Linked DNA regions of Mus musculus: region 1 is linked to region 2. The links are chromatin loops, found by intact Hi-C in ENCODE. Cell type or tissue: left cerebral cortex. All regions are shown on one strand. Links, peaks and the distances in the headings refer to the core of each region. The heading gives the core; the rest is flanking DNA.

What was found. Peaks named below come from ENCODE experiments on the same cell type or tissue, not always from the same donor. Only the 100,000 strongest peaks of a DNase experiment are listed, where the experiment ranks them.
Region 1: a loop joins it to region 2, with 2.5 times the contacts of the local background. A loop is called at or near these places in 2 of 42 quality-filtered maps.

What each region holds. Positions count from the first base shown.
Region 1 is chr6:106,493,972-106,499,364 of GRCm38, forward strand. The region is part of intron 9 of Cntn4 (contactin 4); the gene reads left to right. Among named protein-coding and RNA genes, the nearest start is that of Il5ra, 250 kb to the right of the region's middle. In left cerebral cortex, for the core only: no CTCF peak of the experiment used is centred there; DNase peaks (open chromatin) are centred at 2,550 and 3,164; H3K27ac peaks cover 1,137 bases.
Region 2 is chr6:106,423,074-106,428,466 of GRCm38, forward strand. The region is part of intron 7 of Cntn4 (contactin 4); the gene reads left to right. Among named protein-coding and RNA genes, the nearest start is that of Il5ra, 320 kb to the right of the region's middle. In left cerebral cortex, for the core only: no CTCF peak of the experiment used is centred there; DNase peaks (open chromatin) are centred at 2,322, 2,929, 3,208, 3,452 and 1 more place; H3K27ac peaks cover 1,984 bases.

The DNA of each region.
Region 1 (5,393 bases), core at 242-5,241, 71 kb after region 2:
CTGTTTAACTGAGCTTCAGAAAAACTGTCCTAATTTTACTTTAGAGCCTCATACCTTCTTTTTCTCTTTCCTTAATATGTATCCTTTTAATTTTGGATTTGATATTCCCCAAATAACCAAAGTTTGTTCTATAAGTAGCCTGATACCTATATGATATATACATATTATATATTATATATACATAATATATATTATATATAAGATATACAACATATATAACTTATATGTGTGTGTAATTGAAATTTAATAGACAAATATGATGGAATTGTAGTTCAGAGTTTACAGTTATTTTCTACATTGTTTTGACCTGCTGTGAAAATAATATAAGTTTTTATTTGTCAATATGTGCCTATTGCTTAGGTATCGAAAAAGGAAACGATTTTAATTAGGAAAAGTAAATCTGAGTTAGTACAAGTACTAGTACATTGGTCTGTTGATGAATATTAGCCCCTAATGCTGGTCATTAATAACAATGAGCCCAGTGTATTATACACTTCCTGTACAGGTCTCAAAGATTAGTCCCAAATTTTTCATAAAAAGTAACAGATGACTGACTGTAAAACACATATTAGAAAAATAATAGAATTTGATGATAACCCAAATGGCTAGTTCCTATATCTTCAGTCATTACCCTCCACTGTCCCCGAAATCACTCATGACCAAAAAAAAAAAAAAATCAGCATAGAAAGATCATTTGAGAAATAAGGAAGTCCATAAGAATGTTGATGCATGTCCCTCACATGACTTCATATGAGCTTAAAGAGTACTTGTCTAGTGTGGCCTTTTGTCTATCTTCCTTGAAACTGACTAGAGATTGGCTTGCACATATTTTGTTTTGCTCAATAGAACCAAGACAATTGATTTGCAAAAGTAATTCAGCCTGGTTCTGTTTGATGTGCCTGTGTTTTACACACTTATAGTTAAATATTTTTAACTGTTTTCCCCAATTAGACTTCTACGTGGAAAAATACCACAGAATAGGTAACAACAAATATAACTGTATTGGTTTTCAAATTCTTTTCTCTCTTTAATCCTTGTATTTATTTACATGTTAGGAAAGTAAATATCTACATATATGTCTTTATGTGAGATTTACTCTTTTGAATGCCTATACTCTATCATAAAGTTAAAATATTGAAAGTGATTGTCTCTGGCTTTCTCCTTGTAGGTTATTGAATTGCAAATTGTCAACCAAAAACCCCTGAATTTATGATCAATACTAAATGAATTCAGTAGGGTGTGTGTGTGTGTAAAACAATAATAATTGAAGAGGAAGAAATCATTAATTTGAAAAGGAGTGGGCAGAATGGGAAATGTTAGAGAGGAAGAAGGGAAGCTGGAAATGCTGGAAATATAATAATCTTATATGAAATTGTTATGAAAAATAACAATTACACTTTTAAAAAAATACTGAAAGTATATATTTATGTTCTCAAAATGTAAGTAAAGTTCCTAACCATGTTTTCCTAATTCTTCACCTTTCCCCCCAATTTAATCTGTGAAAGCATTGATCAGGCTCAGTTTGAAGCGTTTAATGTTCTTACCTTAAATCATGCTTTAACCTCATAGACCAAAGACCGGATGATGGTGATCTCAGCATCTCCTCTGTTCAAAAAAATAAAAACCCCAGAGTGGACAAAAAAGCAATGTGCTGAACATATGAAGGGAGAAGTGACAGAATTGTAGCATACAGTAACGTATCTACCTCTAGTCAATGTGAGATTGTGGGCTCATTTCTCTGGCCCTAGATTTCTTCATTGTATGAATGAGAAATCTATATTAAATTATGTCAAAGACTCTTTCTTGTTATTTAGACGAGTGTAGGAACAGCTTTTCAACTTTCTTCAGTCTTGGAATTTTCAAAGATCAGGTCATATAAAACGCTACTCTACCGAGAAGACAAATGTTCTTCATCGGGTCAGAAGAACCCAATGTCTCTAAAATGCAAACCTTAGAAAACGGCAAAGTCTGCTCATCGTCTGTACACAGGGGCTATGGTATGAGTACCCATCTCTATCAACATTAAAGTTTCTAGTACCACAAAAGAACACAGCCTATCCCATAGGTCCAAATTTAAACAAAAGCATTTTTTAAAGAAAAAAAGGAGACATTCTCTTGGATATTTATTGTTCTTTTATAATGTTTCCTCCATTATGATCTTGCTAAAGCACACAGCAAGTGTTCCTAATGTTTCTCCAACCTGCATCAAAGTCTCATGGGGGCCCTAGCAACCACTATTTGTCTTTATGAGTAAATCAGCTTTATTTATGGGCCACTTAATTAACCTAGAGGTCGTAAGTTTTAAAAAGACATTAGAGTATTTCCTTTAGTGTGTACTTGACCTACTTAGAGACTTTTACTGATATTCCAGCATTTAGGCAACAAGCTATGCCGCCCATTTAAATATAATTTTGTATTATTTAAGTACTTCTCCCCTAAATTCTTTGCTTTATTTAAGTCTCACTTTTAATTGCAACTTTGGTGCAGCTTTGTCACAGCAATCGTGTCTTGTTTTTAATTTTCTAACAACATCACAGTTGAGGATCTGTGGGCGTAAAACATGTTTGATGAGAACATCTAAATGACTAAAGGATGTGAGACATTTTTCTAAGCTGTCTTTGCTAATCTGATTTAATAGAGTTTAATGGCTGTGGATATTCTGAAGGTTTGACAAGCTTAGGAACTTGGCAGTCAGCTTCAGACCTCTATTTCAGCCACTTCCATTTCAGGTCTATGGGGGCCAAAGGTCTTGGATGGTCATTTGGCTACTCAGATAGAAAGCATCTGCTTAGTGTTCATGGTGGCCAGTATACTAGGAAGTCAAAAGACCCAGTTTTCAGCCCATTGAAACATAACCTTAGGGAACTCCAGACTAACAAATGCTCTAGTTATATTGTTCATTGGAATTATAAAACTGAATTCTCAACAAAAGAATAACAGATGGAGAAACTAGGGATAAAATAAAGTACTAGAGGTGTACTGCCTAGAAATGTTGGCTTGAGCCAATGGCTTTATTTTTTACTTATGTTCTTATTGGGCTGGGGATATATAGATTAGAGAACTCACAGGAGTCCCTTCTTTTACTTCATCCTGTCAGTCCAATGATTCAACTCAGTCAGGTTTGGCAGCAAGCCCTTTTTACAAGCTGTGCCATCTTGTTGGCCCCAAACTTTTAATCATGTATTGAACCACTAAATACTGAATGAGTAAACCCTTTGTAAGCTTGCCAGTAAGAATGTGGACATTTCTCTGTACTCAGAAATGATATAGTTAAGATGTCTAGTTGAAGTGTGAAACAAGAGTGAGGCTCTATTTCATGATTCACATTCAGTGATATTCCAATGTCACAGAATGGAATTATGTATAGATTGACAGCTTGCATTTGAGGGATGCTTGCACAGTCTTGATAATCATCTTTTAGGAAGACTTGGACAACCTAAAATGAGAAAAGAGTCCCCAGAAGAAGACACTCAGTGCTGCCAAACTCTTCAGGCAAGCCCTGCTTGTAGCCTGTTTAGATAGATAAAATTAAAATTTTCTGCATAAATAAGTTGGCTATTCTAGGATAATTTCTAGATTTTTCTATCATTCCTACTGTATTCTAAACAGTGTTTTGTTTTTGACCATGCTATCTAATTTGTTATTGCTTGTTAAAGAGTGCTTTTACTCTTAAAAGTTAGTTTTTTCATATTTGCTAAACTATTTGAATCCTCTTGTTCTAATAGTCTATTGATTACATTGTTCTTTCAAATATCACTATTGTCCATTTTTCTCAATGTTTAGGGTCAGCCCATTATAGCTTCTGGGCCCACCACCTGTTTTTACTATTAAAGTTTTATTAGCACACACTCACCTGCCCATTGATAGACATTTCTCTATAGCTGTTTCCAAACTACATTGAGAAAGTTTAGACTTTCTGTCAACAAAATCCAAATGAATCCTGTGCTCTCTGACCTTTCTTTAAAAAGTCTTGCTGACTTACGTGACTGTGATGCAATCATTAAATATGAAAAGACTATCAACAGCACCTCTACAGGTTTAAATTAGGGTTAGTATATGCAGAGAGAGAATTTACTAAACGCAATATGAAGATTTTAGTATTTATGAGTATCTTTAAAAGAGACAATATTAGCTTTGCATAGCCTATAATCAATTTCACATACTGGACACAGCAAGTTACTTCATGCATTCAGGTAACCAGACACTCTTCTGGCAAAGCAGGAATCCATGCTTACTCAGTCTTTGTATGTACTGAGACAGCCTTCTAAAAATGTTCTTTCTCCATCTGAACTGTTGAAAAAGGAAGAAAGGAGGTATAGATGTTACTTAAGACAATGCATTTATTTTCATTTTCTTATTGATTTTTGAAACCATTCCAAAATCCTAATAGTAAGACATGATATTCTTCCTTAGCTCTCTCAAGCAGTGAGGAGATAGTTTTGTTTAGACACTCAATATAGTATGAATTATTCTGTTGGTTTGGGGGTAGTGACACTTGAGATATTGTGGTGGTTAGTTTTTATCAACTTGACCCAAGCCAGAGTTACCTGGGAAAAAATGACGTCAGCTAAAATACTGACTCCATCAGATTGGCCCATGGGCATTGAGGAGGGGTATTTTCTGGACTAATGATTGATGTGGGAGGGGCCTAGACCACTGTGGATCATGCCTCCCCTGGGCAGGTCATTTGGCATTGTATAAGAAAGCAGGCTGAACAAGCCAGTAAGCAGTGTTCCTCATGGTTCCTGCCTCTGTTTCTGCTTGAGGGACTGCCCTGACTTCTCTCAATAGTAGACTGTGATGAGAATTTATTCTGTTTTGTTTTTCTTTTTGTTTTTGTTTTTGTTTTTGCTTTTTTGTAAGCCAAATAAAGCTGTTGCTGTCCAAGTCACTTTTGATTTTAGGTTTTAAATCAGCAACAGAAAGAAACCAGGACCGATCCTCAGACACTACATAAGATTTTCCTTCATACCAGTACAGGGGAACGCCAGGGCCAAAAAGGGGGAGTGGGTGGGTAGGGGAGTGGGGGTGGGTGGGTATGGGGGACTTTTGGTATAGCATTGGAAATGTAAATGAGCTAAATGCCTAATAAAAAATGGAAAAAAAAAGAAAGTATAAAAGCATGGGTTTTTTTAAAGGCCACAATGGCACACTTAGCCATGGGAATTTGTACTGAATAATCAGATATTTCCAAATATTTTTCAGTTAATGGAATGCATACCATGTGACTTGTTTTTCAAGAAAGTCAATGTGAGAACATTTTCCAAAATAATTTTGGCAATTATTTTTTTTCAGTAGAAAATCCCACTCAGTGGAAGTTAGTAAATGCTCGTTCCATCTGTGGTTTAATTTAGCAAGCACAGATCCCAGCTAAGGCTGGCGTTGGCAAAAAA
Region 2 (5,393 bases), core at 246-5,245:
TTTTTTCACAAGTTAATACCAAACCCTAGATCCCCACAGTTCTAGGTCTAGTCTTTACAGCTGGACTATTGATTAGATAATTCACTATTCACAAAAAGATCAGCTTCCAATTGCATACTACTTTCTCCATGTATCATTAACTACAGTCATTAATTTTCCCCAGTGTCTTTAGGGCATTGACTCCAAAGTCCTTTCAGATAGCAATGTCTCTCAATGCACATATACATGAAAAATAGAAGGACAAGCAAGGGAAATATTCCTGAAGACATGATTGTTTAGTCTTCATAACTCCAAAATACTTGGTTAGTAGAGTTTCTGGTGCAGAGCAGCCTCATCTAATACCAGAACTTTATCATAATATAAGTTGGAGAATTATCTTCCTTATGAGGCAGGTGTTCGCATTCACATCTCTCTCCTCTTCTGCCCTCTCCGTTCTTCATTTGTCCTTTGGAAGCTCTTTTGTTTTTGCTGCTGTGACATTTTAAACTTATAAATATAAGCTGAAAATACTTATTAGTTTCCTCCAGTGTTACATGACCTAAGATGACTTCAACCCCAGTTATAAATTGCACACTACAGGACTCACCAAGAACTGCTGTGTCATTGGCTCTATTTTGTACCTGTCCTGGCAGACTCAGTGGGAAACAAGAGCTGAGTTGGCAAGAGAGGATTATTTATCCTCCCACACTGGGAAGCAGGATGGGAAGTAAAAAGTTTTAACATTCTAGCATTATTTCTTTTCAAGCTTTCATACAAGAAATCCTTTATTCTGGTTGCCTATCCTCTCTCTATAGCATATTATTACCACCAAATATTTACTTACATTTTAAATTATTTGTTTTGGGTTTTGCTGTGTTATCTCTAATAAGCTCTTTAAATTTTTAAATTTTATTTTCAATAACAATATATTTAAATATATTTTAAAATAATATATATTGTATTTTTGTGTATATATATATATGTACATATGTATTTGAATGTCATAGTGTGTAACTAGAGGTCAGAGGATACATGGGAATCTACTCTCTTATTTCCCTGTGAAGATCCTGAGTATTGATCTCAGGTTATCAGCCGAGGCAGAAAGTGCCTTTACTAGCCTAACTGTCTTACTTACCCACATCAAGCTCATTGAAACCAGAAATTTTTGTTTGTTGTTTTTTAGCAGTATATCTTCAGTAACTAAGGCAGTGACTAATATCATAATGAATAAAGTATGAATGTTACAGATAGTGAACAAATTCTTATTTCTCCTCATTGATAAAATTATAAGTGTATTCTCTCAAAATATGATAAATTGGCATCTTCATTATTTAAAGATGAAACCACTAGAGGAATTCTTACTTCAGAATTGTCCATTCTGTATTTTTGTCTCTTTTTATTAGATTTTTCTTTATTTACATTTCAAATGTTATCCCCTTTCCTAGTTTCCCCTCTGAAAATCGCCCATTCCCTTTTCCCTCCCCCCTGTTCCCCAACCCACCCACTCCTACTTCCTGGCCCTGGCATTCCCCTATACCAGGGCATAGGACCTTCACAGAACAAAGGGCCTCTCCTCCCATTGATGACCATCCTCTGCTACATATATAGCTAGGGTCATGAGTCCCATCATGTGTTTTCTTTGATTGGTGGTTTAGTCCCAGGGAGTACTGGTTAGTTCATATTGTGGTTCCTCCTATGGGGCTGCAAACCCCTTCAGCTCCTTGGGTACTTTCTCTAGCTCCTTCATGCTGTGCTCCGTCCAATGGATAACTGTGAGCATCCATTTCTGTATTTGCCAGGCACTGGCAGAGCTAGAGAGATGGCTCAGTTATTAAAGGCTAGGCTCACAACCCTTCTGTATTTTCTACATGCACAAACCAAGAATATTCTGTTGAGAGGAATGTACTCTACTGACCAAGATGTGAGTCAGTTACCTGGCAAATGGGGCTTCAATAAGCATGGATTTATCAACCGTGAAGTCAGTCTTAGCATTCATAAACTCCTTCATCCCTCTACCCCATAGATAACATATATATGCAATTTATATAAGCAATCTATTATATACAAAAAATACACACACACACACACACACATACATGTGGAAGCCAAACATTGACATCCGATATCTTCCTTCAATTATTTGTACATTACTTTTTGAGACAGAATCTCTCACTGATTATGGAACTCACCATTTAGATTAGACTGACTGAAAAAAAGGACTCTAAATATGTATATGTTTCTATTTTCCTCATGCCAGGATTACAAATGTGTCCTGCTTTCTCTTGGCTTTCCCATGGGCACTGGGGATCTGAAGTCAGATTCTCATGTTTCATGCCAAACACTTTATCCACTTAGCTTTCTCTATAATCCCACTCCGATGCGTCTCTCAGTCACACCCCCAGAATTTTCTGCCCTAGTTCATATAATCTTGTCTCACATGCCTTTGTGGAAGTGTTGCTTTGTCTAAATGTTTAAGTGCATGTTTTGGTCATTTCTTTGGACTTCGATTTTATGACGAACCCCATGTAAACCCCATGTACATACAATTAATAAATTTTATGTCTCAGTTATTCAGCAGATATTGTATAAATTGGATCTCCAGATTCAGCCAAATAACCCACATGAGGACTAAATAGTATGAAGAGATAATCTTAGATTTTCTTATTCTCTTGCCTTCCTTCCTTTCCTGCCTCTGTACTCGGCGTCATGTATCATAAGATATATTTAAGAGCTAGTAACCTGAAAGGTGTCATTTCTAATCTTTAGGAGGCCTATCACACTACAATTTTTCTGTGTGTTACGATCAGACTATGACTTACTCTAAGTTATTCCATACTGGATAAAATTAGTTTCCAGGCCATGTGTTGCCCTGGGAGACAATTTCACAAGCAGCTTTTGATCCCATATTGAAGGACTGTGACTATGTCTCTTGGTCAGACTTACAAATGACACCAGCTGTCAAATACCACCTATCCAGAATAGATCTATGTTATAAGAGTAAATATTAATAATTAAGATCAGACTAAAAGGTCCTGCATTCATTCACATTGGCCAGATTGTGTAGGTGAGACCACTGGATATTGTAAGTTATTGTTACTCAGTAAAAATTCTGACATTGTGCAAAAGCATAAACATATTTATCTGTTTCTAGCATAGCAAGCTCCTGGCATCCAGATTCCTCCTTATGAAAATGAGAGCGTGAAACAGCACCCTTAGCAAAATCAAAATACTCAGTGAATAAACACAGAGCTTGCATGGAGAGTTGATGATGGTTTTATTTTCAAAACTGTAATTAAATGAGATAAAAATATATGGTTAAAGTTTCTGAAACATTTTAAATTCAACATACATAACAGCTGCTCCTCATCTGAGAGATTTCCTTCTGTACAAATCCTTGTTTTTCCTGTCCTTCAGTGTTCTTCAACCAGTGCACAGCAGATAAGTGCCTACTGTCCCAAGAAACTTATTATAGTTGCTTATTCTCACAGCCTTGATTTGCCTAAAATAACTCTAAGGCCACATATGTCCAGCTACTTAGGAACATGAATTCAAGTATGACTAGCATATTTTTCATAAGTCAGCAATCACCATTTTATTGTTTCTATGTCCTAAAACTGAGTATGTTACATGGAAATTTCTGTTTATTTTGGAAGCAAAGCTTCTTGGCCAAGCTGAAAGACTTCCAGAAACTGACAACTTCTGCCTCTGCACTTCAGCACTGGGCACCACAGCTGCTTGAAGGGGGAGGGGGGCCTACTTCTAAGGATGGAACTTAGAGAAAGTTAAGTTACATGAACCAATGTGTTTCTAGTTTTACTTCTGAGCAGGAAGCCAGAGCCTACCACTCCCACCGAAGGCCTCTGGCGTACTTCCATTAACTGCAAAGCAAATTTGACCCTGAATGCATAGCCCAGGCTTGTATCTCCGGCAGAGTTACAACTGAAAAGTCACAGAAGGAGCACGGTTGGGATAAAGGGATTCATTTCACTTTAAAGAGATGCTTTTCTATGAGCTGTTGTGTGGCTGGTAGATTGGTAGACTCTCTGGTTTGATCATGATCTGTGACTCTTGCATCTCCATTTATAATAGACTCCCAAGGATTTTCGTATAGGTTACTGACTTTGTCATAGTCTCTTGACACGTGACTTTTCACCCTTTTCTTCAGATAATAATCATTCTAGTGTTCCTTTGGTCTAGTGTCTCATTTGCTTTTAAGGTGGCCTTTTCATCTAGGAGACAGGACCAATGGATTGCAACTTGCAGGTTATAGTTTTCACTGGGGAAAAGAAAAGGTTATGAAGTGAATATCCAAATGAAGATTTATGTTTCTTTCTATAAAGGCTGTAATGAGCCTAACTTTGTGTACCATAGAATTCTTACACTAGACAAAGAACATATAAATGTATGGTATATCACTGACTAGTGTATAGAAACTGTGAATGCATTAGGTCCCCTCAAATCCCTGGTGTGAGTCTGTGTTCTGGTCCTGTCAGCATTTGTTTGATAGGAGGGATGGATGAAAGTAATGGTATTTCTTTTGCAAAGCAGTGTTACTATTTCATGTGCTAAGTGTCCCCTACTCCTAGTAGTTCGGTGTCAGATAGTTTTTTTGTTTTAATTTGTTTTATTCATTTGTTATTAAATACTTTCTTTATTTGCATTTCAAATGCTATCCCCTTACCTACTTTCCTCTCTGAAAGTCCCCTATACCCTCCTCTATCCCAACTCCCCAAACCAACCAATCCCACTTCCTGGCCCTGGCATTCCCCTGTACTGGGGCATAGAATCTTCCCCAAACCAAGGGCCTCTCCTCCCATTGATGGCCAACTTGGCAGATAGTTTTATGCATTGAATTGGAAGACTTGATAAAGATTGAGTGGATAGTGATCCTGATGATTAATATGAAGAAGTAATCTAGAAAAGATATGGTAGGTTAACTGGAGTCAAGATCCTCTTTAGATCAGCAGGAAAAGGTCTTTTGAGAAAGTTAAATCTGACTTAGACTCCAAAGAATAACCATGTGTCATGAGTGACTGTCCTTCAAGCCAACCAAAGCTTCTTAGGGAGTTCTGATCCATTCCCCTTCTAGAAGATTATCACTACTGAGATGATCAATTATTTACAACCTAACATAGAGAAGCATAATAGGGCAAGCAACTTTCTTCTGAGTATCTGCTGCTCCCTACCATCTGGCAATTCTTCATTGGAATGGAGGAGCAGCTATATGGAGGCTGGGAAGCCCTCATTACTGCTAGATAAGACAATACAGATGCTGCCAACTGGAGGAGAAGTGGCCACACCCCTGTATGTTACCAGCTCACATAGGTGAGAATGCCCAACAAAACTTACTGGTTCCTCACAGTGAAATTTGAAGGAACTGTGCCTTGGTTTGCTATTGGGTCTTAGCAGAAGGG